Regions from separate parts of the Homo sapiens genome. Here regions 2, 3 and 4 are each linked to region 1. A link is a contact called in ENCODE Hi-C or POLR2A ChIA-PET data. All regions are on one chromosome and are shown on one strand. The core of a region is the stretch at or near the end of the contact, and the rest is flanking DNA. Distances in the headings are between cores, read along the strand shown.

What was found. A loop is a pair of places that touch in the nucleus more often than their neighbours do. ChIA-PET counts read pairs that join two places held with the same protein, here RNA polymerase II (POLR2A). Pooled maps may share reads with other maps.
Region 2: a loop to region 1 is called in a map with no recorded cell type, with 11 times the contacts of the local background. The contact joins the promoter of LAPTM4A-DT here to the promoter of KLHL29 in region 1. A Hi-C loop is called at or near these places in 3 of 37 single-sample maps with no recorded cell type and 8 of 50 pooled maps.
Region 3: a loop to region 1 is called in a pooled map, with 3 times the contacts of the local background. The contact joins the enhancer-like site here to the promoter of KLHL29 in region 1. A Hi-C loop is called at or near these places in 2 of 37 single-sample maps with no recorded cell type and 2 of 50 pooled maps.
Region 4: a loop to region 1 is called in a pooled map, with 15 times the contacts of the local background. The contact joins the promoter of PUM2 here to the promoter of KLHL29 in region 1. A Hi-C loop is called at or near these places in 5 of 37 single-sample maps with no recorded cell type and 9 of 50 pooled maps. POLR2A ChIA-PET finds 5 or more read pairs at or near these places in 1 of 52 experiments (activated CD4-positive, alpha-beta T cell).

What each region holds. Positions count from the first base shown.
Region 1 is chr2:23,381,103-23,388,570 of GRCh38, forward strand. It overlaps KLHL29 (kelch like family member 29), which reads left to right and starts at 4,077. Exons shown (of 14, transcript NM_052920.2): 1 at 4,077-4,678. It overlaps LINC02923 (long intergenic non-protein coding RNA 2923), which reads right to left and starts at 6,216. Exons shown (of 6, transcript NR_187213.1): 1 at 119-6,216. RefSeq lists silencers at 2,016-2,310, 3,814-4,163, 4,334-5,193, 5,434-5,553, 5,574-5,743 and 1 more and an enhancer at 2,016-2,310.
Region 2 is chr2:20,049,332-20,056,799 of GRCh38, forward strand. It overlaps LAPTM4A-DT (LAPTM4A divergent transcript), which reads left to right and starts at 2,806. Exons shown (of 5, transcript NR_187142.1): 1 at 2,806-3,163. It overlaps LAPTM4A (lysosomal protein transmembrane 4 alpha), which reads right to left and starts at 2,297. Exons shown (of 7, transcript NM_014713.5): 1 at 2,079-2,297. The coding sequence starts at 2,189. RefSeq lists enhancers at 1,433-1,572, 2,108-2,307.
Region 3 is chr2:20,141,770-20,149,237 of GRCh38, forward strand. No RefSeq gene overlaps it. Among named protein-coding and RNA genes, the nearest start is that of SDC1, 80 kb to the right of the region's middle. RefSeq lists enhancers at 1-94, 3,846-4,005, 4,216-4,295. Within about 2 kb of position 4,009, at least 6 of the 41 ENCODE cell types and tissues checked have a DNase peak (open chromatin) inside an H3K27ac peak, as active enhancers do.
Region 4 is chr2:20,347,458-20,354,925 of GRCh38, forward strand. It overlaps PUM2 (pumilio RNA binding family member 2), which reads right to left and starts at 3,387. Exons shown (of 21, transcript NM_015317.5): 1 at 3,140-3,387. RefSeq lists a silencer at 2,770-3,659 and enhancers at 2,855-3,484, 3,485-4,116, 3,820-3,909, 4,117-4,746.

The sequences.
Region 1 (7,468 bases), core at 2,827-5,326:
AACTGCTGTTATCTTAACCCTTGTCAAGAACAAGAGCCAAGTATTGTATTAGGAAACCTCGATCACTTTTTGGAAAATAGGCAGGGTAAAAATGATTGGCGTATAAGCCGCCTTATACCTTCCCTGTCTTCCTGAGAGTCGCCAGCACAGAGTTGAGCAACAAAGCAGGTTCTCAGTAAATGGTTGATTGCATGATTGGCAAATGCCTTTGTGACACATCACAGAGCACGGTGGCCATGGTGAAAATTTGGCAGCTGTGACTCCTTACTTCCTGCTTTAATCAACGTCATGGGATTGAAATGCTGGACACACAGTAGGTGCTAAATAGATTTTTATGGATTGATTAACCACTGGAGGGACTGTGCCTTATGTGGGATTTATTAATGCTTTTGATGCCAAATAGGGGTGGTTTTAATAGAGTATAATGTGTTTAAAAAAAAAAAAAAAGAAAAACCAGCAAACACAAAACCCCAACCAGGACAGAGGCTGGCAGCTGCTCTGTTTACACCCACCGTGCTCCTGGAAACAGATGTCCTGTCAAACCCGAAGGTTTCTGATGAGGCTTCCACTCTTCCGAGTGACCTGAGTGTTCAGTAATCAAAGGGACCTGTGCCCTTCTACATTAGTGCTCTCTGTTCTATGACTGATCTCCAGTTATGTGTCTGGGGTAAAGACTTTTGCTGATGAAGGCAAAAATCAGCATCTACTGTATCTACTCCAAGGGAAAAGCACTGGGCTAATGACAAAAGAAACTGCATTTGTGTGTTTGGTGGGGTAAAAAGAACAGAGGCTTTGGGACAATCAGGCTGAAATTCCAGCACTGTCACTTACTGTGTGATTGCAGGTTCTCATCTACCCTCTCTGGAACTCAGTTTTGGGGGCTGATAACACCAATTCCACAGGTTGCTGTGAGGATTAACAAGATATCATGGGTAGAGTTCTTGGTACAGTGCCTGACATATAGTAGCCACTGGGTAAAGGTCCTTTTGTTGTGGCTATTATCATAAACACAGACAAGGACAGAAGTCCACCTTGGCCACTGTGGGTTTATGTGGCACCCCAGGTGTTCCTGATGTGACTTCCTCTGGTTCCTCCTTGGGTGATGGTGGCCTTTCCAGTACAAGTCCTTGTCTGATTGACTGCACAGATAATGGTCTATGATCTGAGCGGGGAATGGATGTCCTGGAGTGTTCCAGTCCACTTCCCTATGCACTATGAGTCCGCTCCTTCACTACCCATCTGCTTGGAGTGTACACATTAGTCCTGATCCCAGTGCCCAGATTGGGGCTCAGGACAGGGAGGGTTGGCTTTTGGAGAACACACCACCAAGTCAATCCTGTGTTTCATGGAGAAATCTTTGACCATGGTGTAAGAGGTTTCTGGGCACAACACACGAGTCCCATGAACCACACAGAGAGATCCATGCCAGTCATGGGGCCCATCCCATGGGCCACAGAGTAGAGCAAAGAATGACCCAAAAAAGATCCCAGACACCAGCAAGATCTACGTAGAGAGAGAGAGAGAGGAGACCCCTGACACAATGCAAATCCAGTTTATGTTGCCAAGACACTAGATGCGCTGGGACAGATCATGTGAACAACAGCACTCTGAAATGGAACTCATATGCAGACCAGCGCAGACCCTTCATAAATGGCTGTGTCCACACTAAACAGCTCCCAGCAGGGCAGAGCATCAATGACGAGGAAGCCTTGGATAAAACGAGGATGGGTGAGGACAGGGTAGACAAGCCCACTGGGAGTCTAATTCACACAGCTTTTCTCATTCTCCCTGACAAGCTGGCTCCCCTGGTGAGCTGTTACCAAACTTCAGCCCTGAAGAGTTTGCGGTGCCCCAGAACCAGCGCCCTTCGCACCACCATGGCCCGAGTAGGTCCTCCTCTGGATAAGACCTCAGCACAGCTCTCTTTTCTGATGCTGCCAGCAGGGAAATTGGGAGCATCCTTTCTCCTTCATCTGGAGAGGTAGCTGAATAAGGATTCTTGGAGTTCCTATTTTCTTCTTTCAACTGAGGATCATTCAAAATCATCTGTAAGACACTGTGAGTGCCTCACATTGCCAGATCTTAACCTATCCCAGACCCTGCAAACCTTGGCCACATTTCTGTAGTGCCTACAGCTGTCACATAGGGCGCTACTCCAGAATACGGCTGGGTGGACTTCTGCATGTTCACAGTCAGTGCATCCATGGAGATTATCTCAGAGGACAGCTTCCTACAGCGTGGATGAACAGACACACGCCTGTGGCTTTGTTCTCCTTCTTTTTGCATTGGGTTGACCTGTGTATCAATTTGAAATCCCAAGAAATCCCTCTTTTTTCCATTTTGCTATCTAGTACTCTTCTATCACTTTTCATATACCATTTGAAGGACATAGTACTCAAACCAAAGCTATCGATCACCTTCAGGTGTTGTCTGAGGACCCTTGGGGAGCTTTTCTCCCCCTCCCCCCCACTCCTGCTCCCCTTTTCGGCACCTCTGTCACCCTCTCTTAAGGTCACGCCAGTTTTCCTGGCTGTCGTCCTCATGAAGGGTGGCTTCCTCCCTGAAGTGCTCCGCTCTGTCCCCTCCCTTGAGTCCCGGGCTTCACACACACAAACTCTGTTGGATGTTTTTTCCAGGAAATGCAGTTATTCTGACACTAGTGGGCCATTTCCCCGGCGTCCTCATTCCATTTCTGACAGTGCTCCTGCTACCCTCAGTAGATTATTATTATTTATTATTTATCAGCCACGACACTGTACTCTGCTTCCTACAAAATATTAAAGAAGACACAATCCGTGCGCTGAGTTTACAGCCAAGGAGAGCAGAGGCCTGGATCAGACATCACAGGGGGGGAGCTGAGAAGAAAATATTTACCGGCTCAGTCCTCCTTGGCCCTGGTAGATGGAGGCAAGGACTGGCAAAGCCCTCCCCAGGCCAGCTCCTCCCAGCTGGGCCCCCACAGCCAGCTCCCCACACTACCTACAGCACCCCAACTCCAATTTCTAGCAAGGCCTCAGGCCTCAGGCCTTTACCCGGGGGAGCGGAGGGAGGGTGGAGGATGAGGATTGGGCCCTCAGGCCTTTACATTCAGACAGGGGTGGAGGAGGAGGGCAGGTACAGATATTTCCTCTGAAACTCAAAACCAGGTAAAGGGGATGTAGGGGAGGAGGGAGAGGTCGGGGAATAAAAACCAGATTAGGAGAGCGGTCGGGGTGGAGAAGACTGTGCCCAGAGTGAAATATTCTAGCATAATGGAAAAGCCCTCATTGGGGGTCCCACACGCCTCTGGCCAAATCTCTTCTATTAGGGTTAGAAGTTAGGGTCTGTGTAGACAGCATGTGTAGACCGAGAGGTGGTGGGACTGAGAAGTCAGTGTAGACAGTGTGAGAGAGAGCGAGCTGTGGTGGGGGTGAGTAGTCGGTATAGACATCAAAGGCTGGTCAGGCTGTTAAACAGAGAAGGCTTCCTGGATTCCTAAGGGTCAGTATGAACAGAAAAGTCGCGCGCCCCAGGAGAGGCAGGGCTGACTCAGAAGGCTGGTGGACACTTTGCAGGGCTCTCCCTGGTCCTTCAGAGGTGTGGACAATTCCTGCTCCTTTCCAAGGCTGGAGTGTCATAAAGAGGGCGGAAGCTGAAAGACGATTGGACTTTTTCCTTCTCAAACTTTTCCGCCAGTTTCCTCAGGTGTTGAGAGCAGACGGGGAGCTCGCCTCAGTCCCGGGCCCCCAACCCTGGGCCAGCAAGGCCAGGAGGCCACGGCGGAGCAGCCCGTGCCACGCGCCGTGCGTCTGCCGGGCGCGGCCGCGGAGCCAGGCGAGCCGGGGGCCACCGCGGGGGGCGGGGGCGGCGGACGGACGGACCGACGGACACACCCGCGAGCACTCCAACCTCGGACCCGGCGCGCGGCAGCCGGGAATCCCTCGGGCCGGGGAAACTGCGCACGGGGCCCGGCCTGGCCGGGCCGGGCCAGAGGGCCCCGCCTCCCCCACCCGCCACCCCCGCCCACTCGGGCGCCCGTGATTGGCTCCGCCCGCCCCTGGCTGCGCGCCGAAGCCCGCCTCCCTCGCAGCTAAAGCAGACGGTACCCGGAGCGGAGCGAGCCAGAAGGGAGCATGGTCCCCGCGCCGCGGCCGCGCCAGCCCCCGCGCCGCCGCCGCCGTCCCCGCCACCGCGGATCTCGCCGCAGCTCCAGCCCCGGCCCCGGCTCCGCAGCGCCCGTCCGCAGCCCCGGCGGTCGCCGCGCTTGAGCGCAGCCCCCGCCCGGAGCCCGAGCCGCGAGCCCGGAGCCAGCCCCAGCCCCGCGGCCGCCGCGGCTGCGGGGAGAGGGCGGGGGCGATGCTGCCGGAGCCGCCGCCGCCGCCGCCGCCTCGATGAGAGCCGCGCCGCACCGCTCATAGCCGCACAGGCTGACAGGCAGGAGGACCGACTTCCCTCTCCCGGGCATCCTCCCTGGGCTGCCGGGAGGCGGCGGCGGCGGAGGAGGAGGAGGAACGAGGGGAGAAGGCGGAGAGCAGGAACGCGAGGAGGAGGACCTGGATCCGTTTCCTCCGGCCAGGACCCGAGCGGCCCCAGCCACCGCTACCCGCCGGCGCTGTCCGCTCTCCATCAGCCCTCCTGCGCCCACCCGCGACCCCGGGCTCTCTGCGCGTCGGGCCGGGGCCGGAGCCGCGCGCCGGAGGTAAGAGCCGGGCCGGGCTGGAGCGCCTCGGATGCGGCGCCGGAGGGAGACCCAGGTCCTGGCCGCCGCGTGGGGCCGGGCCGGGCCGGGCGTGGGAGCGGGGCCGGAACCCGGAACCCTGGGCTCGGCTTCGGCGGCGGCGGCGGCGACAGGAGCCTCCCGCGTCTGGACTCGCAGGCTGCAGGAGCCCTTGCGCCTGCGCTGCTCCAGGGGGAAAAAAAGGGGGGGAAAAAACTTCCTGCCCCCGGGTGTGTATGCACCGGGGCTGCCTGGGGCCACTGTCACGGTGTTCGGAGGTGCTGGAGGCTTGTGTGACCCCTGGCCGGAGCAGCCCCCCTGCTGGGCCCGGCGGCGCGCGCCCCTCTCCAGGCCACGTTCCCCTGAGCGGCCCAGGGCCCCGGCCGGGCAGGAGACCTGGAGGCGACGGAGGGCTGGCCCCCAGGGGCGGCCGCGCGCACTGTCCTTTGGGGAGGTGCGCGCCTCTGTGCAGCGAGAAGCCAGGTTGGGGTTTTCTGCCCCTCGCGTCCTCTGATCTCGCATTTGGGGACTGGGTCTCTTTACTCAATCCCAAGTAACTTTCGAGGTAGATGAGCTCGAAAACCGTCGGGAGGGAACCCGCACAGACCTTATTGTGACCCACCCCACCCCGACACACACACGCACACTTCCCTTGACACCTTGTGGGTGCCAGCGTGTTGTGGGGGGACGCGGAAAGGAGAGCTCACGGGGACGGCGAAGCGGCCAGGAGGTGGTGTCGTTGGGGAGGGGTTGTTGATGTGTGGGACAGGGTGGACCTGGAGATGTGTAGTGTGGGAGTGTGAACGCGCGCCCCGATGGCCTCGGGGGGCCGGGGGAGCCCAGGGCTCGCGTCCCGGTCTCCGTGGCCTGGAGCGGGCTGAGAGCGCTAGGGTTATCTGCGGTCGCCGCGCGGGTGCCCGCGCTGGGCAGCGTCGGCCCCGGGCCCCAAGGGAGGGACGTGCTCGCCTGGGGCCGGAGCGCGGGGCTGGGAGCCGGGGTAGGTCGGAGGTGGCTCTTAGGGCAGGTCGCCTCTGCGTTGCCTGGGGAAGGCGGGGACGCGCTGCCTGCCTGCGGCCAGCCGTCTCGGAGGAGGGGGTGGCGGCCACGCGCGAGTCTCGGATGCCTGGGTCCACCCGCTGAGAAGCCAGTTGTCGTCCCTGGGCTGTGGAACCAAGCGGCAGACGCGGTCCGTTGGCGGGCCCTCGCGCGGGCCCCCAGAGATGCTGATGGGTAAGGAGCTGCCGCCGCCGCCGCTGCCATCCCCGCCGCTCTGCAAACGTTCTCCTCCCTCCCTCCCGTGCTTGCGCCGCGGCGCGCCCCGGGCGAATCGTGGACGCAGGTATTTATGTAGCATTAGGCGAGACCTCGGCGCTGGAGGGACCAGACCGTGGAGGACGCCGAGCTGCTGCTGCCTGCGAAACTTCCACTTCGGCAGCTCAGCGGCATCCCGGCCCGCTGCTGCAGGTTCCAGCCTCTCTCCAGTCCAGCAACGCTGGGATTCGGACTCCTCTTGCAATGACAGATCTGTCCTGGTTACGGCTGTATTTATACTAGTTTCAGTCTCTTTAAAGTCATCTGTCTAGTCACTACAGAGTTTCTTCCTCGCCGTGTGGTCTTATCACTAACTCAGCCCTGGGAGGGCAGATTTGAGGAATTGCTTCATTTTCAGATGAATGACAGCAGACTTGTCCCACCTCATTCCTGATTTATTATTATTATTATTATTATTATTATTATTATTATTATTATGGAAAGAAGGTATAGAGCTTTTTAATTTTTTTGTGAGGGAGGAGAATGAACAATTTTATAGATTGTTCTTTCCGACACTTAGAGAAAACATGTCCAGTAAGCACTAGTGAATACTTTAAAGGCTGGTTGGCATGCGTGTATTTGATTAGTCCATAATCTAGGTGTTTATACAGGTATGGAGCTGTGTGCTACTGATGAATAGTCTCCGTCCCATACATTGTGCTGGAGTGCACTTGATTTATCACCCTGCTATAAATCAGGGAATTACTAGCACATGTGCCTTTTAAACTCTATATGAATTTAATGGCATTTAAATTGGTTTATGGGCTGATGCATCTAACCAATTTTAATAACTTTTCTGCACAAACATCTTATAAACCATATTTGCCTGTGATTAAGAAAAACATTTTCTTCTCCTCGGTCTCTCGGTTATGGAAATTTATAGGTCTCCAACTTTCATTTGCAAGCAGCAATCCAAACGAAATACCTAGAGTTTTACTGAAATAAAATATCCTATGGTAGCCATGGTAACAAATAGATTAAGGGTTATTGGTTTTCATCTGAATGTGATGGGGGGTGGGGATCTAGTGTTGTGTCTTTTTAATTATGTTTCTAATGAGTGGTGGTCATACTTCAAGTACTCAGTGTGGGAGACAAGCAAGACTGAGAATTCAGGTTTGTGGGAGGTTTATTGAAACAAAGACTAGTAGAGCCCAGGAGAATGACTTTTGCTAACTGCAGCTCCTCATATCTAGGAACAAAATGGATAAAAACCTTTTTTTTGTTTTTCCAGTAGATGAGCATTGAGTCAGTCACTTTAAGACCGGAAAATGCATTTTGCTTATAAACTATTACCAAAGGAACCTCTAAATCCAGCCTGTTTTCTAGGAATAAACATGTTGGAAGTGTGGCGGTTGGTGTGGATTGAGTGTCACCGTTGTTATCAACACCTGTCAGTTTAAGTGAGGCACATCATTAGTCTATTCAAATCTTGCCTATTTCAGTATTCATGCATTTCCATGG
Region 2 (7,468 bases), core at 1,556-4,055, 3.3 Mb before region 1:
ATGTTTTACACTAATCTGAGAAGTCTATGCAAAGTAAGAACAGCTATGGCATCTTTTTAAAATTGTGAAACTAAAGCATGGTCTTCAGAGGTATGTGAACCCTTCTCACAACAAGGGCTTAAAGTAGGGAACAGATGTAAACTCCTCACTCCCTATTTTGTAAGAATAAGCGCCCGTAATGAAGTTTTTCTCTCTGCATTTTGAGTTTCCTGTTTGTAGTTCCCACTTTATCCTGCTATTCTATTCATTTTCTAGCTGAGCCCACAGCATCAAAAAATCTGCCTGAGAAAAACTGAAAAGAAATACAGCCAATTACATTCGGATGGTTGAAATAGAAATGGTGGTATTCTCTTCTTGAGGAGTTAGGAATCCTTTGTTCTGTGAGTGGAGGGAAGGATCTGAGAAGAAACAGGAAGACTAAGACTGCAGGAGAGAGCCAGGTCGATGGATTCTCTTAGTTAAATAGGAAAGAAAGTCATCTTCTGGGGGTGAGGAAGACGGAATTGAGTAATAGCCTTGAGGATCCTCAAGGTTTGAATTATTCATTTAGGGAAATAGAAGACAGAGCTAAGGACAAACAAAAGAAATGAGACCCAGCCCCTCAGCAAAATGGAGAAGCTATAAAAGGAAGTTAGAAACATAATGCAGCTGATGGTCATTAACTCTATGTTTAGTATTCCAAATCAGTTAAAATACAGAACGAAAGAGTCTCTGAGGGAAAATGTGATATAGTTCTGTCAATAAGGCGGTATTTCCGAATATAAAAGTACAGGAAACATGAAAATAAACTCAGCACAAGCAAACCTACACATTCGTGTTGTTTTTTAAATGTACATCAGAAACAAGACGGTAAAAAACAACAGGGCAGGTAGCAGTCATGTGGAGTCAGGTAGTCCCCCGGGGGTGGGCCATGAAACAGTATCTGCCTCATTTAAGATGATTCTCATCTGGCGTTTGTCCAAATGCTTACTAATGATTTCAAGTCAATGAGTGGGGAGAAGCAGCAAGTACAGAGAAAACAGATTGTGTCTGGGATAACTCTCTTCCTCTTTTGCAGTTAAGTATCAAAAACTGCACAGTATCACCAACGTCACCCACACAACCACATTCGCGAAGTCATTAAAGTGGCCAAGTCGACCATGTAGGAAGTTTGTCACGGCTTCGGCAAAATCATAATAACCTAAAACTACCTAAACTGAATCCCATATTTGGAAGTCATAGACAAGTTAGGTTTAATGTGCATGGATACTATAAATGGTGAATTACAAAAGAAAAAATCACAAACTTATTACTAGTGAATCACCAGGCAACAACAGTGTCAACTTGGTTAGGACAGAATCACACAGATCTTGGAACCCAGGAGATACCGGGGTAGGTGGCCAGGATGGAGAGGGCTCTCAATAAAGGTCTCTGTAAAAACAGCCGGTCGGCTACGAAAAGCACCTACTGCGCAGGGAGGAGGCTGCACCAGGACAAAAGCTGGTCAGGCGTCAACTCAGGCAAAAGCTATCGCCCCCAAGCGATTCTGGAGATGCAAGAGAGGCATGAAACAAAACAAAGTCCAAGAAACGCGGACAACCGGGTTACCGCTGGATCTTTCGCTTTCCCAACGGGAAGACCAATGTCGAAACTAGACTGCGTTTACCAAGGTCCGCTCCTAATTATTTCATTAGAGGAAAAAATTCCAGGGAGCACTGGATAGGAGGAAGGGAGATGCTGCCTTTCAGATCGTAGAAATACAACAAGAACCAAAACAGAGGAATTCCCACCAAATCCTACCACCCTCGTCCCTTCGCCTGCAAAGCCTCTGCTCTCCCAAGCCCGCTTCTCTCCTCAAATTCTTGCCAAAGAACAATCTCCCCATGCTTACCACCGCCCCCCGCTCCCCCGACTCCGATTCCTGAACAAGGTTACTTTCCCAAAGTCCTTGGACTTCATCCAGAGTTGGCGCGCCTTAAAAAGCAGCGCCCCTCCAAGTCCCCGCCCCACCCAACACCCCGTTTCCAGTCTCACCCCCTCCGCACCAGGCCCCGCTCCCCAGGCCCCCCGGACATACGCGCCACGCCTGCCCGCCTTACCATGTACCAGGTCCCCAGGATGATCGTCCCGGTGCGGACATGGCAACAGCCGCAGCACCGGGTGCTGTAGAACCGGTCACTGCGGTTCCGCTTGAAACTCATGGACACCATCGTAACAGGCGGGCCTCCTTCTTGGCCGGGCCCCTGACAAACGTTCTCCACCCGCAGCCAAACTCAAACGGCTGTTTCACGGCCTCCAAAACCCAACGACGCGTCTTCAAACCCGCCCCCGGCTCGTGCCCCTGCCAGCTTCTTCGCGCCTGCGCACTGAGCGCAGCGACTTCGGCTTACCCACCCCTCTTCCTCCACACAGGCCAATGGGGAGCGGAAGGCTGGATGGACCGGACTTCTGATTGGAAGAACTTGGGGATTGACAAGACCTCACGCCCAATTAGAAGTGCAACTCGCCTCAGCGAGTCTCCGCCTGTTACGCGAAGGCAAGGGCTGGTTCTCGGGCCTAGGATAGTTGGGGATAGGTATGTCCCCGTAGTGCACTATTCCCGAGATGAGACCCGCAAGAAAAGAGGCATTTAATGGAAAAAGGGAGACACGAGACAGCGCGGATGGCAGAAAGCGGGCACAAGGGGCTTTTCTGAGCAATGTGTGCCACGTACTGGATGGGAAGCGTCACAGGCTGATAACGTGACCTTTGCGCGCAGCTCAATTATTGCGCGGGCTGGGGGCGGGGCCTGCGGGGAAGGGACAGAGCCAAGCCCAGCCTTGAGCCATCCTCGCCCCTGTGGCGGAAATGGGAGGGTGCCTGGAGGAGTGGAGGGATTGGATTTACACCCTCTTTTCCCTCCGAAGCCTCCTTGGTGGGGGCGAAGAAAGACCATCCAACCCTGCCAAAGGCAAAAGGATTAAGGATAAATGAAAGCAAGATAATGTAGAAGAACTACTTAGCTGCTGGGTTTTTGGAGATGAGTGATTTTTTTTTGTAGGGAGAAATTATGAAACACATTGAAATGGACAAAAAATTACTGAATGTCTTCAATGAAAAAACAGCCATAGTTTGGCACACCGTCCCGGGCATTCTGTTGCTAGAGGGGCTGTCCGCTTTTCTTTGTGGTGCTCTGCACAACTCGGTAAGACCCCTCGTATTGTTATCTTACCCTTCCTTGGGAAAAGCCATTTTGCATCGATTTGTAAATTCATTCCCCAGTCCTGATTCAACAATATAGATGGGTGCTTTAAATTCTGCTTAGAGCTGGTTCTAACAGCTTACTGGTCCCCGGGTTAATGAGTAAATAAATTTTTTACACGTGTTCATTTTGTATTTCTGTGAGACCTGTGACTTCACCGTTAAAAAATGTATTTATCATTTAATGCTTTGGTAAACACACTTCTTTTCAGAGAATAGAAAGGGCTTCCCTTCTGCCAGGGCATATTCTTAGCCAGAGACCACACTGAATTCAGAGTAAAGGTTATTTCTTTGGCATGGCTTCTTTGAACACTGCCTGAAATTATGTATGTATTTGTTGATTATCTCCCCAATAAAATACAAATTTTAGGAGAGCAGAGACTATTCACCACTGAAGGAGTTGTCCATGGAGCTTATTTTCAAACCATCTGGGAAGCAGTAGTTAAGCCCGCCCACGCTAAAGGATGGGGTGTGGCTGGCTAACTCAGAATGAATTATGACATTTCTCTACTTATGTAGGGAGTAGATTATCTTAACCCCGCCCCACAATTTCGTATCCCTTATTTTGTTCTAGGCACAGATCCAATCACTTTATTTTCAATCATTTCATTCCTACAACTAACTGAGATAGGTACTCTTACGTTATTTAACTCTACAGAGAAGTTAAATTACATATCCAAGATTGCAAGGCCAGTGTCACAACTGAGATTAAAACCTGTTGTGCCAATAGTTTCCAAACTTTGCTGCACATTGGCATCACCTGAGGATCTTTACTAACCACTGATGCCTGCTTACTATTCCAGACCTTCTGATTTAACTGTCATGGGTGAGACCTGGGCATTGACATTTTTAAAATGTCAATTTTAAAATTAGGTGATCCTAATGTGCAGCACTGTTATTCTGTCTTGATATGAAATGTGGCAGACAGAAATAAATACAATACAATAAAAAAGAATACAAAGATAAGATCAGGGGAGCCGGGCGCGGTGGCTCACGCCTGTAATCCTAGCACTTTGGGAGGCTGAAGCAGGCGGATCACCTGAGGTCAGGAGTTCAAGACCAGACTGACCAACACGGAGAAACTCCGTCTCTACTAAAAATACAAAAAATTAGCTGGGCGTGGTGGCACATGCCTGTAATCCCAGCTACTTGGGAGGCTGAGGCAGGAGAATCACTTGAACCTGGGAGGTGGAGGTTGCGGTGAGCCGAGATCTCGCCATTGCACTCCAGCCTGGGCAACAAGAGCAAAACTCTGTCTCAAAAAAAAAAGAAAAAAAAAAAATCGGGAAATTATCCGATTTCTCTAAAAGCCAAAATGAATTCAAAATCAGGTGTACCTAACATGGCATCAGATCAGCTCGTAAGGGCTGTTCTCCCTGTACTGGGACTACCCCAGGCAAGGAACCAGGGAGGTGTAAATCATTAGAGACCTGCAACATAAACGCATCTGATAGCAATAATGTAAGCATACCCTGAGAATGACCCTGTATGGTAGATGCACCTGAATGTGTGCTCTGAGCTAGGGAATCTGGGAGTGGCCAACCTGGAGATTTGTTCTGTGTCTATGATAAACATCTTAAACCCCCACCCCCACCCACCGGCCCATCCATTGGAACATGGGCCATACAGGGGATTAGGGCCCTGAGTTTTGGGTTAAATGCAGGTTGCCAAGTGGAGGTCGTTAGTGGGAGGGTGTTCAGTGAAAATGCTGTATAAACTGCATGATGTTTACAGGCAGTTGCGGTTTTCCTGCCCTTGGGACGTGCAATTATGTTGTCCAGCCCGCTGCCAGAGGACAGCAGGAAGGGAGATGTGTTGTCCACCCCACTGCCACTGGACCACTTCTATACATAGCTGGTTCTTCTGTCCAGCCCGCTGCCACTGGACTCTTTCCCCTCTGTCACCACTGGACTGTAAGCTCCTAATACAAACCCATGTCTCATTTACTGGCTCTCCAGTCTCTTCTTGGCCTCTTGAACCTGGTACCTTCTCTATTGAGGTTAGTAGGAGTTTGGCACAACAATAGCATACATAACGGGATTAGAGGGGTGAAATACGGTTATGGAGTTTTGTCTAGATAATTTTTATCTAATATATACACCTTTTTTGAGAAAATTGTAAGGTACTATTGGCAAAACAACCCATCTTTTGGGGATGGGGAAAGGAAAGTTAACATTTTTAGGAGAAAATAGCTTAGGAAAACTCACAACGAAAGAAATTAGAGTGAGGTTGAAGCTCTTTAGCTAACATAGTTTAATCTATTTTTCTCTTTTAAATGTGTTAGTCTATTCACATTACTTTAACTTATTTTTATTGAGGATCTATTCTATTCCATGTGATGATACGAGAATGAACAACACAATATATACCTACTGTGTAGCCACAAAAATCTAAAATAAAAAAGGTATTAAAAGAAAGAACGAACAAGGCAGATATTGCACCTTTCCTGGAGTGTATATAGTCTACAGGGGAAAAAGTCAATGAGCATTTTCAGTCTTCATCCCATCTCCTAAAGCATTTACTTGTTGACTCTTCCTTAGAGCTAGAAATTCTTTCTTGGCTTCTGATTAACCATCCACTATTTTTTTCTGTGTACTTCTCAGGCAGCTCCTTCTTATTGTTCTTCGTAGTTCCCTCCTCTACTGTCCATCCCCCTAAATATTGGTGTTGTTGAGGGCTGTGTGTCAGGCTCTTTTCTCCTTTTATCTTTTCCCAGCTGTCACTTATTTACAAGATGATTTCCCCATGTATTCGTCCATTTTCACACTGCTATAAAGAACTACCTGAGACTGGGTAATTTATAAAGAAAAGAGGTTTAATTGATTCACAGTTCATCTTGATAGAAATAATTTAGCTTCCTGGCCAGGTATGTGGCTCACACCTGTAATCCCAGCATTTTGGGAGGCCAAGGTGGGCGGATCGCTTGAGTTCAGGAGTTCAAGACAAGCCTAGGCAGCATGGCAAAACCCCATCTATACAAAAAATACAAAAATTAGCTGGGCATGGTGGCTCATGTCTTTAGTCCCAGCTGCTCGGGAGGCTTGAGGCACAAGAATCACTTGAACCCAGAAGGCAGAGGTGAGCCAACATCGCACCACTTATTCTCCAGTCTAGGTGACAGAGTAAGACTCTGTCTCAAAAACAAAAACAAACAAAAAAAAGTCCCTAATTGTGTAAGTTTCTAGCCCCACAAAAGCCGATCCACTCCATGACCCATCCAAGAGGAAAGACCTAAAGATAATGGCATTGGTAGTTTTCCAACCCTTCAGATAGATTAAAGTGAAGCTCAAAGTTGACAAATCTCACCAATATCGTCAGAGTTTACAGCCAGTCTTTCAATTCCCCACTCCTAATGGAGAACAGATAATGTAGGGATACCAGGCTCTAAGTAAATCCCTCAGCATGGAAGACAGAGGCCAGACAATTGGAAAATAGGGTCTAGGAGAAAATGTCAAGAGAACTTAGAAAAGAAAAAAAAGACACTCTGAGCATACATCAAGAATAAGGTGCCATAACAATTATACAGGACAAAAAATTCTTAGAAATTAACAGCATGGGAGCAGAAATGAAAAACTCAAGATTGGAAAACAAAGTTGAGAAAGTTTCCCAGAAGCAAATCAAAAGACAAAGACATGTAAAATAAGAACGAATAAAATTAAAATTAGAGGATTAGTCCAAGATATCCAGTATCTGAATAATAGGAATTTCTGAAAGAGAGAGGAAGTCATCATCATAACAACATTTCCTAGATCTGAAAGAATGAATTTCCAAGACTGAAAATATCTGCTGAGTGACCATATTTTTGGAATAAAATAGATCCATGTAAAGGCACATCTGAGTGAAATTTCAAGACAGTGGGGACAAAGAGAAGATTCTATGAGCTTCAAAGAGAAGATTTCTATGAGCCATATAGAAAAATTCATAGTCAAATAGCCTTAGCCTTCTCAACAACTCTGGACTCTAGAACACAATAGAGATTTTATTTCAAAATTCTGCATAGAAAATGTTTACAATTTATAATTCTACACACAGCCAAACTGTCAAGTATAAGGATATAATAAACACATTTTCAGATAAGTCTCAAAAAATTTGCCTCCTAAACATCTTTTTCTCAGCCACCAGATGTTATGCTCCATCAAAATGAAATGAGTACATTAAAGAGGAAAATGTGGGATGCAGAAAACAGGATATCCAACATAAGTGAGATGTGGATGAAGACTCCAGAGAATAATAGAGATTTCAGTATGAA
Region 3 (7,468 bases), core at 2,759-5,258, 3.2 Mb before region 1:
GAACATCTGGAGCAGCCTCACTTACAGCTGGGGAAACTGAGACCTGAGAGATGCCCCGCTGGCGTTTGTTCTAGTTCAGAGGCTGTGATTCATTTAGAACTTTAATGAAAGGATTTAGGGCTCAGTTAGGATCTTAGGGCAAATCATCGCTGCTCTGCCAGTAACTAAGCCCTTACCCTTACGCCTGCCCAGCAGGGTCCTGGAAATCAATCTCCAGATTCCGCCGGGTCCAGGGCTGCCCCATAGGTGCTGAGGCACTGGAGACAACAGGAGGTCTGGGATGGCCCCCAGCCCCTCCCTCTACCCAAATCGGGGCATGGCTAATTCTTTCTCTAAGAGATCCATTGCTTTAAAGTCCAGAGTAGAAGGGAAGAAACAGGTGTCAATTTCTGCCAGGAAAATGAGATCGAGCTGCAACCTCAGAGAAGCCTGGAGGGGTACTGTTAACGGGAACCCTCTGAGGCTCTGGGGCTGAAAAGAAAATCAAGGAGGAACAAGCAATCAAGGTTTTCATGGAAGCCTTGGGCTTCAGAAATAAGGCATCCCTGGAACGTGGTTTCTAAAGCATCACCTGAGAACTTGGGAGAAATAAAAAATGCAAATCCTCAGGCCCCACCTGAGACCTACCAAATCACACACTTTGTTTTGGGATCCCTCAAGCCCTCCAGATGATTCTGATGCATGCTCAAATTTGAACACCACTGCCATAAAGGACAACCAAAGCAGTAAGCAGGTCTCATAGCTGGTCAGCCCTGTTGGTCCTGGCCTGTGGTGGGTTCGCTGAGGCTCCACAGCCCGCTCTGCTTACCCATGTTATGGACCCCTCCCAGCCAAAACAGGCAGGATTTCTGCAGGCAGCTTATTCCAGAAGGGCTTGGAATGAGCCTTGTGGCCCAAGATGTGCTCTGGGAACATGGAGAGCCTCAAAGTCACCCACCCCTTCCATTTGCCTCTGCCCATACAAAAGGAATTCTGCCTCAGTTTCCCTGCTTTTCATTCCAACCCACCACTGGCCTTAGAACTCTGCCCTGGACCTCAGCCTGCTTCCCTGGGCACTGTTACCATGCCATGCATGGTGGCTGGCCTCCTCACCGAGGTCTCATCCTGCTCCTGTACCCCAGCTGCTGACTGAGGTGATTTGCAGACTGACAACACATTTATTACTGTGCTGTGGCTGCCCTGGGCCCCCAGGTACATGTGTGTGGATTGTCTACTGAACAAGGGCAGATGGCCAAGGAAGCAAGTGGAGGAATGAAATCCAGCTCACTTTCCACTCACCCACATCCCCTAGGGCGAGGTGGCACTAATTTGCAGGTATGCATTAGAGGGTCTAGTGCTTGAATGTCACACTCCCTTTCCCGAAGCTCCTGTTTCTGAGGTGACCCTCCCCTCCCCCTGCCTTCCCATTTCTACACCAGCCAGACCTCCCTATCTCTTCATGTCTACACCAACTGGACACCCACCCTTTCAAACGGGCCATGCCCTCCTTATCTTCTCTCTTAGGGGTCTCTTGGCTGGCTCAGTTGTCCCACCATTTCTCTCCTTATTCCTCATCCTCACAGACTTTCCCGTCATGTTGATGATGACATAATAACCAGCAGACAAAACATCTTTGTTGATAGAAGTTTGAGGTCATTTCATTACAGCATCTCCTAAGACATTCCATTCAGGGACGTGCCTGCCAGGCTGCTGGAAATGCCTGCCTTTTATGGCCTGCTTGGTTTGGTCACTTGTAACTTCTGCACATGATAGGCCCTGGGCTCCCTCTACCCTAGGGCAACCCCATAGAGACCTGAAAATCCTGTTCACGACTTGCCCCACCCGAATCTTGTCTTCCCAGCCCCTTGAATGAGTCCATGTGTGGCTTGGGCTCTCTCATCACCGCAGGTTAAACTGCCATGTAATTGATTTTTTTTCCAGGCAATTGAACACATATCAGTAGGCACCTAACTTTTCTCTTTTAACCACTTGGATTAAGAAAAATCTTTCCAAAACATAATATATTCTTCTCTACCTCTTGGAATAAATGAAAGCAGACATAATGTGCTTTTTCTTGGGGCCTCTACATAATAATAGTTTTTTTGAGCTACTGTAAAGTGTTTTTAATAACTCAAATCACTTCATAATCACCATGGGGAGAAAACAGAAAATACAGATATATAGAAAGGAAAAAGAAGGGCATCCCTTGATATCTTACCAGCTGGAGGCAATGACTAATAACTTTTTGTTGTATAACTTTCTGGGCTTTTTCCTAAGCAAGCACAGTTCCCCAGTTTGGGGTGCAAATGTAATCCCTCTTATTTATTCAATAATTGCTTGAGCTCCCATACGCCCATATTAACAGGAAGTCATGCCTCTTTACCCCTTCTTACCCCTTATTCCTCACCCACTCCCCCAAGGAAATTGGGGCCAAACTTGGTCCTACAGGTAATTCTGATTGCAAATGGCAATCAGAGAGAAACTGGAGAGTCAGGAGGTCCTGATTTCCATTGTTTCTTGCACAGTACCATGTGTCTCTAAAGAAAATGGTCTTGCAAAGTCTGATGAGATCCTGCCTCACTGGTCCTGACCCTTATGTGGTCCACAGAGGTGTGCCAACTTTGGGCTCCAAGGCCACTGCTCTTGTAAGCTCATACTTCCAAGGTTAGCCAGGCTCCCAAATAGCGCACAGCCCTGGTAGAGCTGAGCCCAGGAGGGCTTCTGTCCTCAGCCACACTCCATGCCACAGGAATATGGAGGCCCTGGGGTTGAGCCTGGTCACCAACTCTGACCCCCTTTCTTCCTGGTGCCATTCCCTTGAGGGGCTGTGGGGATTCTATTCCTGGGGCACTTCATCTCAAACTTCATCAGGAAAATTCCAACTTTAACACGGCAAACGTCTTTGTCTTCATCTCTTTCTTCCCAGATGTTCCTTGGCCCCAAGCAAATTATCTCCCTGCTCTTCCATGTAGGGACTAGAGGGTCCTGCACTCCTCAGGCCACCCAGGAACCAGTTCCCCCTTGCCCCACTAGCCTAACATGTGAATAGCCAAGAGGGACCACTCAAAGGACAGTTTCCTGAACAAAGAAGACCTGTTCTTAACCAGCTGGATAAAGAAGGAGCTGATGGCAACTTTTATTAAAAAGAAAGAAAAGTTCCGAACCAGGAAACTTGCCATACACCCATTCGCCAGATGACAACATTGAGATTACTCACTTCTTGAAAGAGCCCAGCCTCTAGCACTGGACATTTATCACAAAGCATTTCCTTCTTGCGTTGGGCATTCCTCTCTTGCTAGGAGGAACTGAGACTTCCCGTCCCCAGTCCCAGCCCTGAGGCCATGCAGCCTAGGGGTGGCTGGATTGAGCACTGCTTACTGGATTCAGGCCAGAGACTGCCACATTTTGTCCTCTGCTGCCTGGGTTAGGGAGACCTCTCCCTGTCAACTCAGGGGCATGGCAGGAGCGGGGCTGGAACAGTCTCTGCAGTCAGTTCCCTCCTGGACCACCGACGCTGGGAATGCAAGGGGTGGGTAGTTTGGTCTGTGCTTATGTGTTGATATTGTGAGATCATTTGAGAGAATTAAATATATTTTCCCAGATGGAAAGAAAAGGAAAAGGAAGGGGATGTTGAGTGTGGGAGCTGTTCATTCTTTCCAGCTTCTCTCCTTTCCCGCCATCCCACCCCACCTGTGGACCTGTGTTTGGCATTAGGGCACTCCTCTGTGCTTTGCTGGATTCTGATAGGGAGCACAGCCTGGTGTGGGGGGTGGGAGGACGGATGGTCTGCATCTTCCCTTCCCCTGCTCCAGTCCTTAGGCCAGTGCTTTCTGCACTGGGGGGTCAGGGGACATTGAAGGTGCCAGTCCAAATGCCAGTCAACACTGTGGGCAGGCCTGGCCAACACTGTCTGTGGATGCCAGACTCTGGGAAGAGAAGCACCCACGCTCAGAGATGGCCCACTCTCACTGGGCTCACAGCCAAACACACCCAGTTTTCTGGCCTCGGGCTGGGTGGGACAAGTGTATATCTCACCTGACAAGCCCTGTGAGCCTGACAAATGGAGGGAAAAAGCCACGACAGCAGCACCTCCCAGTGATCCGGAAGCTGGAGGAGGAGCAAGAGGACACAGGGTCTCTCCAAAAGGCAGAAGTGCGGGGGAGTGGCCTGGACATTGTAGAGCTGGGACAGCCAAGTCCCAGGGCAAGGGCACCAGGGGACATGGAGGAGTCCTTCCCTTGGGCCTCTCCAGAGAGGCTGCCTGGAGTTTTCACAGTTCACAAATGAGCAGAGGAAATTGTCCATGCGAACAGCCCTTAGGGGATCTCCCAGAGAGGTGTCTCGGGTGCTAGGGGAAGCCCAAACACCCCACTTCAGTTTTCACGTAGGAGGAGGAGAAGGCAATGACTTGTCTTGAAGCAGCCGCTGCCCAGCAAGCACACGATTTTTATTTAAATTGAAGGTTTATTTGGAGTGGGCTTGGGGGAGTACTTCTCATGCACACACTTTTTCTGTCTCCTCATTTCCCCAGCCCAATCCTCCCCACATTCCTCTGCCTTCCCGCCTCCCATTTTATTAGGTGTCAGTTGTCTGCTCCAAACCTTCAGTAGCTCCCATTTGTGATAAGGTGAAGTCCAAATCCCATAGCCTGCATTCAAGTTCTTCCACGGTTAGGGTGGACATACACCCCACTTTGTTTTGGATGATCTAGTTTATATCTGCTGTCTTGGCATAATAATTCATAGCACCCTGCTTCATGCAAAAATGTATCCCAGTTTGGAGAATAAATGATGTGGTCCACCCGTGTACAGTCCACTCCCAACCTCATGCTCCAGGCTAATGGCCAACTGTCTCTCTTGAATCCTCTGAGTCAGTGGTTTTGAACTCTGGTTGCTCATTAGAATCACCTGGGGAGCTTTTAATAAATATCACTACTTAGACTCACCCCCAAAACAGGTCAAATAAAACAGAATCTCTAGGGGCAGGACCCAGCCTTTGGTATTTTTTTAAGCATCCAGATGACTCTGATGTGCAGCCAGGGTGGAGAACAACTGACCTCAGTAAAACAGGTGTCCTGGAACTCTGTCCCTGAGCCCATCTTACACATTTCTGTCCCTAGTTTTTGGTAACTTGCTCCCATTGTCTATCCGCCATTTAACTCTTTCTTTTCCTCTGTGTGTGGTCTTTCATTCATTCTTTAAGTCCTACCCAAGCTGCTAAGCCTAGCTCCAATGCTGCCTCCTCCTACATCTTTCCTGACCTCTTAGCCAGAAAGGGTCTTCCTCTCTACCCACTACTGCCCCCTCCCTCCCCCACTATTGAATGTCATCTATGATCCACGCCCTGTTTTGCCTTCTTCACAGTCTATGAGCTCCATGGCATGGGTCATGTCTGATTAATCTCTGGAGACCCCAGGGCCCAGACCCAACTTACAGTAAAGCCTCTCACACCTGAGTGAGTGACTATCACTGCTGGTCCTGAACTTGGGCAGCGTCATCCACCCCGACACGGGGCACCAGCACATGCTGCCTCTACAAGTTAAGTTTCTTTTCCTGTGTGCGGGCTTTCATTCATTCATTCACTCACTCATTCTGCTTTGTGCCAGGCGCTGTGTTCTCCATCACCTCTTCTTGATTTCCTGTACTATTGGAGAACTGTCCTTTCTCTCTCATGTCCATCCCCTGGACAGCCCTGCAGACTGTCTTGCATATAAACGGTACTCAGTATTGATTGATAATCAACTGACGAATAGATAAACAAAAGTGGTGTGTCCTTACAATGAAATATTATTCAGCCATGAAAAGGAAATGAAGTACTGATACATGCTACAATATGAATAACCCTAAAAACATTATTCTAAGTGAAAGAAGCCAGGAACAAAAGACCACATAAACTGTATGCTATCATTTACATGCAAAGTACAGAATAGACAAATCCATAGAGACAAAAAGTAGATTAGTGGTTGCCAAGGGCTAGAAGAAGGGGGAAATTAAGATTAACTTTTGTTTTGTTTTGAGACAGAGTCTTGCTCTGTCGCCCAGGCTGGAGTGCAGTGGCCTGATCTTGGATCACTGCAACCTCCGCCTCCCAGGTTCAAGCAATTCTCCTGCCTCAGCCCCCTGAGTAGCTGGGATTACAGGTGTGTGCCACCATGCCTGGCTAATTTTTTTTTTTTTTTTGTATTTTTAGTAAAGACAGGGTTTCGCCATGTTGGTCAGGCTGGTCTCAAACTCCTGACCTCAAGTGATCCGCCCACCTCAGCCTCCCAAATTGTTGGGATTATAGGCGTGAGCCACAGCTCCTGGCCAGGACTAGCTGTTAATAGACACAGGTTTTCTTTTGGGGAGGATAGAAATGTTCTGGAATTGGGTAGTAGTGATGGTGGCACAACCTTGTGACTATACTAAAAACCACTGATTGTGCACTTAAGTGGCGAATTTGATGGCATTTGAATTATATCGTAATTAAAAAGAAATATGGATTGATGGATTTTTCTTTCTATACTCATATGTTCTCAAACCTTAAACTTTTATTCTTATTCACAGGAATCAACTGATATTACTGCTAAAAACATTGGTTTCTGGGCTTCACCTTGGAGCTTCAGATACAGCAGATTGGGGCAGCGCCCAGGAATCTGCATTTGATTGTTGTATTCTAAGTGCCATTTCCCTGTTCCCCAAAGGCTTGGGTCAGAGGATTTCTGAGCCAACCTCAGAACCTCAGAAGACAAATAAAATTCTTTAACCTATTATTTCAGAAAAAAAAAGCTGAAGATTTCAAACACAACCAAAACTTTGTTTTTAGTCTGCTTCTTATTAAAAACAGACTGGGACCCAAAGAAACCCCATCGGGGTAGGTAATGAAGTAATCATGATCATACTAAAAGAACAGAATGGAAAAACTGCCTGGCCTGGAGCAAACCACAGAAAAAATTGTCTTCTGCCTCCAGTGCTCAACTGAGCCATTCAGATGAAAATATCCCACTAGCCACATCGACAGCTTAATCTGGGGCAGGGGAGCTAGACATTAGTAAACCGCCACTCACTGCCCCCTATACAAATACATACTTACAGACACCCACTCCTACACACTCAAAATTCGAAGCTCTGGTATGTGCTCCATGATTAGGGCTTTCTTTGGGGTTACAAGGAAGCAGAGTTGTAAATCGGTATTAGAATGTGATCAAAAGGAATGTCTGTATGCAATTATTTTGTTTTGAGACCAGTGTTCAGAGGCACCGACTTTAAAGTGCTGGCTTGGTCACGTGGTGGCCTCTCACACACATAGGCGCATATGATTTTGGTCCCCACAAAAGAAGGAAGACAAAGGCCCGGGTTTTCTCTTTGTTGCTTCTTTGTTTCAGGACGGAGTCTCACCCCAACAGCTCAAAGCACCCTCTCCCCCATCTCCCCTGGCTGTCCATTCCCTAACTGTTACAAGAGGAAGTCTTGCTAATATAACCTCTTGCCCCGGAAAGTAGCAGTTACTG
Region 4 (7,468 bases), core at 2,137-4,636, 3.0 Mb before region 1:
ACCTAATAATTCTATACAGCGTTTCACTCACTGGAAAAGCTTGAAAATAGAAAACTTCCACTTTTTCAACTACAAAAGCAATTAAGTTTTAAATAAAAACTGTCTCCTGTCTATATATATTGCCAAATATAAAAATCACTATTAAAATATTAGCTCCTAAATGATAGGGTTTGAGGAAACCTTTTTCCACAACAGAATTCCGAACTGACTGAAAGACACAGTAGTTGGACTTGTGTTAATCCAAAGATTTCCTTTACTACTGATAAAACCACAGTGGAGGCATAATTTAGACCTAGGCCAAGTGGGCTTCCAAACACACTCCATAATTATTCTAACCCAGTCACAAGTAGCACTGGACAACTACTGTCCTCTGGAAATGGGGAGTCTAACTTTGGTAGTCACATGAAAAAGCAGGGCAAATTAAGTGCTTTCTGCAGGGAGAAGACTCCCAGAGAGAAAGCGAGGAAGGGGCTCTGCCATATTTCATCAGCGTTCCCTCTTACAAACTCATCAAAGCGAAGTGAGGAGGCAGGACAAAACGAACAAGTCAGACTATTTTAATGCATTTCCTAAAAACAGCAAGGGTCTGGCACCGGGGCTCATGCTTTTAATACCAACATTTTGGGAGGCCAAGGCGGGAGAACTGCTTGAGCCCAGGAGTTTGAGACCAGCCTGGGCAACACAGCAAGACCTCACCTATATTAAAAATTAATAATAATAATAATAATAATAAAGAAAAAAAGCAAGAAATCTTAATATGCCACAGACCAATTTACCTGGCTATAAGTGTAATTTTTATCTTAATCACACCTGTTAGTAAAATGGTCTCAAGCTGTGATTGCAGCCATGTAGACAAAGCCATGTGAGACTCAAATATTCGGATATTTTAAATATCTGTAAATTTTAAGAATATGAAAAAATACAAGTATTTCCATATCCTGGAAACCCAACAAGGTATTTAAGTTAGGACGTATGTAGAACTTGAGTTTAGGAGACAGGAATCAACCTCCACTTAAAACTATGCAGATCATGTTAGGGTCTATAAAAAGGAGACAGCTTGGTCACTGAGAAAATTGGCTGTGGATTTCACACCTGGCCCAAATCTCTGGTCATAATTACTTTTGTTAACTAAGATAAGTACCTACTCCGGAAGGCAAATTATCTTTCCACACCAGAAAGGTTTATAAACAAGCCGGGTGTGGTGGCTCACGCCTGTAATCCCGGCACTCTGGGAGGGCGAGGCGGGAGGATCGCTTGAGATCGGAGTTCAGCCCAGGAAACACAGTGAGACCCTGTCTCTACAAAAAATGCAAAAATTAGCCGGGCGTGGTGGCGTGCGCCTGTACCCCCAGCTACAGTTACTCGGAAGGCTCAGGTGGAAGAACAGTTGCAGCCCGGGACGCGGAGGCTGCAGTGAGCCCAGATCTCACCACCTGCACTGCAGTCTGGGCGACAGAACCAGACCCTGTCTCAAACAAGAAAAAAAGATTCATAAACAAGTATGGAATGCTTGAGAGAAACAAAATCCAAGTATTATTTGGTAATTTATATACAGTATTTGTAATGCCTGAGAATTTATTCTAAAGTGACAGCTTTGTAAGAGCAAAGTAAATGTCAGTAATTAATTTAGGCTCTTTTAAAAAGTTGAAATCTTGCTAAATGCTGAAACACCTAAGAGAACTTTGGACTCAAATTAAGGAAAGCATGTGTTAAACACAGCTTAAATTGCTGGAAAATGCGTAAGTTACTGGCAATTATAACTCAAAATAGCTAGACCTGTAAACAAAATTTAAAAACTGGACTTAAATCCTCAAGAACCAGGTTTCTGAAATAAAATTTTATTTTTAAGATTATCGTAAACCTTTTCTGCATACAAAAACTGCCCTCATGCACACCAAGAAAATTCTACACAATGCAATTTCACCAAAAATCGGAATTTTAAAGAAATTCTTGCAGCACGGAAAATGCCATCATTTTTATTCATAATGATTGAGCAAATGAAGTAAATCATTGTTTAAAAGGAGGCTAGGAAGAGAAACAAGTTGAAAATACTCATTTTTGTTTTTTTTTTTTTATTTACAGGATTCCTTAAGTCATCTTCCAATACTCCAGGTCACATGGTGAAGAGTCACCTGTTAAACACGAAATCTAACCATTAAACAAGCTTTTAAAATCCTTCGGTAACTCCCTTTATTAAAATTGTTTTCTTGACATACAGTACCTTTACAGGTATTACATTTCTCTTCACCGTTTACAAGCATTTTTCTCATGTTTTCCTTCACCAAAACATCTGCCCCGTTTTCTCAACAAGTAAAAATCTCAAAGTACTAAGTCCTAACATGATGTCTTATTGCACCTAATATGCTGGCAATACATTCCTCTCTTCAAAAGTTTACGTATGTTAGAATAAAAAGCTAAGTTAAGTAGGTTTTCTCTGGCTGTGTTTTCAGAAACAACACTAACTTTTACACGTGTTTGGGCATGAAACTTTAAACATTTTCCCCAAAACCTGACCCAATTCAGATACAAAACTACTGCTCAAATAGTAGAAGCCGCTAATCTTGTCTTTGGTTTTAATTTACATATTTTTCTGAATATCGAAATCCGTTCCTATAACCTAAACAAGGCGAATCCAAGTCACTGCTTCATACCCACATCTGTCCACGGCAAGCTTTTCCCGGACACACTCGGGCCTTTGAAAATGCCCACACTTGTTTTCATAAACCCACTCCTTCCTCTTCACCCACTTGCAATCCGCATGCTTCTCTGGGGCCACCCGGCCTCTCCCCTCTTTCCGAACCCTAGGGCCGACAGCTCGGTCTCTAACCTCCAGCGCGCCGAATCGGAGGGAGAACCGGGTCGGCGCCCCACGCCCCCGAGGCGGCGGCCCCGCAGAGGGAAGGAAGCGGGAAAGCGGCCGGCGCGGCGCCCCCTCCCCCGCACGCGCACACCCCCTTCCGGCACCCCTCCCCCTGCATTGTGCGAGCGGGCCCCAGGCCGCACCGGCCCGGGCACTCAGCAGGCCCTATCCGCCCTCCCGCTGGCGATCGGCTCCCGCCGAGGCCGCCGCACAAAGCCTGGGGAGCCATCCTCGACGGCGCCAAAGGACCGGAGAAAGAGCGAACGCGGACTGACTTACAGGGCTGCTGCGGCCGCGCTGCCTCAGCCGGGGACACCGACCGTTGGGCACACGGCGGCGTCGCTCTTGGCGGTCCTCCCCCTCCTCCGCCTTCGGTGGCGGCAATGTCTTCTTTCTCCACCTACCACCCTCCCCCCCCACCCCACCTCCTCCTTCTCCTCCCCCTCCTCCTCCGAACCACCGAAGTACCGAGGGTGAGACACAGAGACTCACAACAACATGGCTGCCACCGCCGCCTGCCCTCCCCTCCCCCCCGCCCACCGGGCGCGCGCAGTGCACCCCGGGAGAAAGGGGAGGGGGAGCGCTCACCAAGGCGCGGCTCCTTTTAATGCCTTGCGTCCCTGCTCCCGCGCTGCCGCCGCGCGGGCCGGGGGCGCCCTGCGCGTGCGCACGTTCTCCGCGCTCTCACGTGTTTGGCCGCCTCTCCGGCGTGCCCTCCCCCGCCCTCACCTTGCGGGCTCGCGCTTCCCTCCTGGGCTCCGCCGCGGCGGGCTCGGAGAGCGCAGGCGTACTGTTGCCAAACGCTGTGTTCGACTGTCTTCCCGCGTGGGGCCTCGCCTTCTGAATCTTCTTACCCTCGGCTTCCTACCCGGTTGCTCACTGTTTTCCCCCAACTGGGTGTGCGGGTGTCTGCGCCCGCGCCGCCCACCGTGGGGTACTCCTGGCATTTCGCTTCCAGAGTGCTGGCGCCCACAAGAGCCGGACGTTAATTCAGGCCTTTAACTTTCACTCTGTACCTCCCCACAACCAGACGAGGGAGATGCATCTGGGGGTGGAAGATTGTACCCTGCGAGAGGGCTGTCACTCTTCTCGTGGTTGCACCCCAGGCAGGTGGAGCCAGCTCTCAGCAAATTGTCGGCCCCCAGTGCTTGGTCCCGGTGCACACAAAGGAAACTCAGGTCGTTCTCCAGCTGGGCCAGTGATTCTCACTCGTTGGCTGTTTCTTTTTCTCGCGTACTAAGCGCTCTCTCCTTCCCCGTTTACAGGCTAGTTGGAAACTCCAAATCTGCCTTGCTGTCCTGGACCCCCATGCAAAGCAGTGGTGATTCCAGGATTCTAACCTAACCGGCTCCAGGTCACACAGCTGTAACAGGCACCGTGTCCGATTTGTTCTTGATGGTTTGTTTGCACAGCTCCTGGCTCTCCTGACATGCTGCACTTCGTAAATATTCAGGGCCTCCCGTATAGTTTGCTTAATATATGTCTTCCCTAGGCGACTGTGAGCTCCACGAGGGCAAGGACCTTGTGTTTTGTTTCACACTGTGCCCGCAAGTGCCTGTTGAATACACATGGGCTCTTCGGTTTTTAACTATTACTGAAAAATGTCTGACATTGAAATCCATCCCAAGCCCCTACCTTAGGCTCATATTTCAGGCTTCTAGATATTTTCACTTGAATTTTCTTGTCACCAAGCATGTTAAAAACTGAAGTCACACCCATCCCCTACCCCCCACTCTTGTACTGTCTCTGTAATTGGCAGTGTCACCACCTATTCATTCCCCAAATTACACCTCTGAGAACCATCCTTGTCTCTTCCTCTTACCCCGACTCCAAATATAAATAACTTACCAAGCCTCGCAGATTTTTACTTCCCAAGTAATTCTGGAGACAGTCTTCCTCTGCCTCCTCACTAATGCTAGCCTTGCTTCCCAGGTCTGGATTTCTGTAGCTGGCTCTTAATCAGCTTTCCTGTCTCCAGTCTCACTCCCTCCAATCAGTTCTGCTCACTGCTATCTAAAATGCAAATCCAATTCCTGGCGCTCAGGCCTCTGCTTCAACCATCTCATTGCTCCCCATCACCCACGACAGCATTTCCCTAGTGTGCTGTGTTCAGTGTTAATAGATGTTCCTTTAAGAAATGTCTCACGATCAAGTAAGAATGGGAGATGCTGGGGTGTACACATTTTGCCTTCCTTCTCCTTTCCCCTCCGTTGAGCTGATAATAGCAGAAGAGTCTTTATATACAGTTGCTTAGTGTGGGTGAAACTAGATAAATCCATCACAGGCCCTCCCTTAGAATATGGAATTGGGACTAAGAGACCCCAACCTCGAAAGTCTCTTGGACCTGGGATCCCTTGGGCAGACTGGTTCCATCCTGTAAGACAGGGAACCTGTAGAGAAAGAGTGGAGTTGAGAGAGAAAAGGAGAGTGCTGACAATGTCTCTCTTTCACATGTTTCTGTGCCTGGCTGGCTGCCTCTACCCTTGGAGTCTGAGCCGCATTCCTGGATCCTTATGGTAAATTCTGCTTCTTTGCTTAAGCTAGATAAAGTGAATTTCTGTTACAACCAAGAGTCCTACTAAAAGCCACGTGTAAGCTATAGTTATTTGTTTGGTACTAACAACATGCAAGCACCAAAGCACTTTCCATACATTGTCTCATTTAATGTTCCAGATATCCCCATGAACAAGGCCAGCTTCAGCACAGGCACGTGACCTGTGCAGTTGAACAAGGCCTGGGGGGTGCCTAAAAAGATTCTACGATTGGTTTAATGCTCTGATGTCACCATCTAGAAAGTCTTAGTGGTTTTTGACAAAAGGGCCCCTCATTTTCATTTTGAACTGAGCTCCACAAATTACCTATGAGGTATTATCTCTATGTGACAAAAGGTTTATTTTCTGCCAGACTTATTAGTGCCTTTAAAATCAAAATATGCATTGTAAATATCCAAGTGAGGGACATAATATGCAATGTGTCCCAACCAAATTTGACCCTAGAAGACGTTTCTTCGTGGAGAATCTCTTACAGGTTTGGTGCTCTGCAAGACGCAGATTAAAGCCCCACCCTTTAGTGATCTGCCTATGTCCCTATCTCCTCTGGAGCTCATGATTCCCTATGCACAGTGAGCAGTTTCTTGCTTCTGTGCCTTCACATATGCTTTGCAATCTGCCATGCTCATTAAGCACTTCTGATTATAATTGGCTTCTCTTTAGATTTACCTACAAGGAAAGAATATACTCCTCAAGCTAATGTAAATATCTCGTGTGCTTGGTAGTTGAGGTGGACATTGTAATTGACACCCCAACAGCCATTCTCGTCACCTGGGAGCTTGTTAGAAATGCAGAATCTTGGCCCCATGCCAGATCAGCTTAATCAGAATCTGCATTTTAACAAGATTCCCGGGCAATTCCTATGCACAATAAAGTTTGAGAAACATTAGTAAGCCAATCACAATAATTCCACTCCGCTTGCTAGAAACTGGTTCTGTAATGGGCGTGCCTTATCCATTTTGAGCCAGTGAGACACAAAGAGGTGCTAACTCAGAGCTTCTGGAGGAAGAAAAGCCAGTCCAGTCTCTCTCCCCTGAGTGTAAACAAGAAAACATGTTGCCACAGTTCCCGCTGACAGGCATCTTATGACCACAAGGGAAATCAGACTGCCAGTAGCCTATCCAGTGTTCTCTCTCCCCTTCTACCTTAACAACTGGTCCTGGTGTGTATGCCCGTATGGACTGGAGGAGGCACAGAATGGAGTGTCTTGAATTTCCAGCAACAAGCATTGCGTTTGGGAATGTGTCTCGTTGGCCTGTTGAGTCCAGTGGTTCTCAACCAGAGTTGCACATCAGAATCACCTGGGGAACATTTAAAATATATTAATTCCCAAGCCCTACCACCAGAGATTTGGATTTAATGGGTCTTAGCTGAAGCGTGGACATGGGTACTTTTTAAAAGCTCCTTACAGCCGGGCATGGTGGCTCACGCCTGTAATCCCAGCACTTTGGGAGGCTGAGGTGGGCGGGTCACCTAAGGTCAGGGGTTCGAGACCAGCCTGGCCAACATGGTGAAACCCCATCTCTACTAAAAATACAAAAATTAGCCGGGTGTAGTGGTGGGCACCTGTAATCCCAGCTACTAGGGAGGCTGAGGCAGGAGAATCACTTGAACCCGGGAGGTGGAGGTTGCAGTGAGCCAAGATCGCGTCATTGCACTCCAGCCTGGGCGACAAGAGCAAAACTCCATCTCAAAAACAAACAAACAACAACAACAACAACAACAACAAAAAAAAACACAACTCCTCAGTAGTTTTAATGTATAGCCATGACTGAGAACCACCAATTTAGACAGATCACATCTTAGAGCATAAATCTTTGAGCATTTTAATATTCCTTATGCAAATGCTCTTTTCCACTGAGACTGTTTGTGAAACTCCTAGTAAACTCTTTTTGTAAGCTTGTCAATTTGATAAAAATAATATAAGCTTGGTTGGGCACAGAGGTCCACACCTGTAATCCCAGCACTTTGGGAGGCCAAGATGGGAGGATCACTTGAGGGCAGGAGTTCAAAACCAGCCTGGGAAACATAGTGAGACCCCCGTCTGTACAAAAAAATT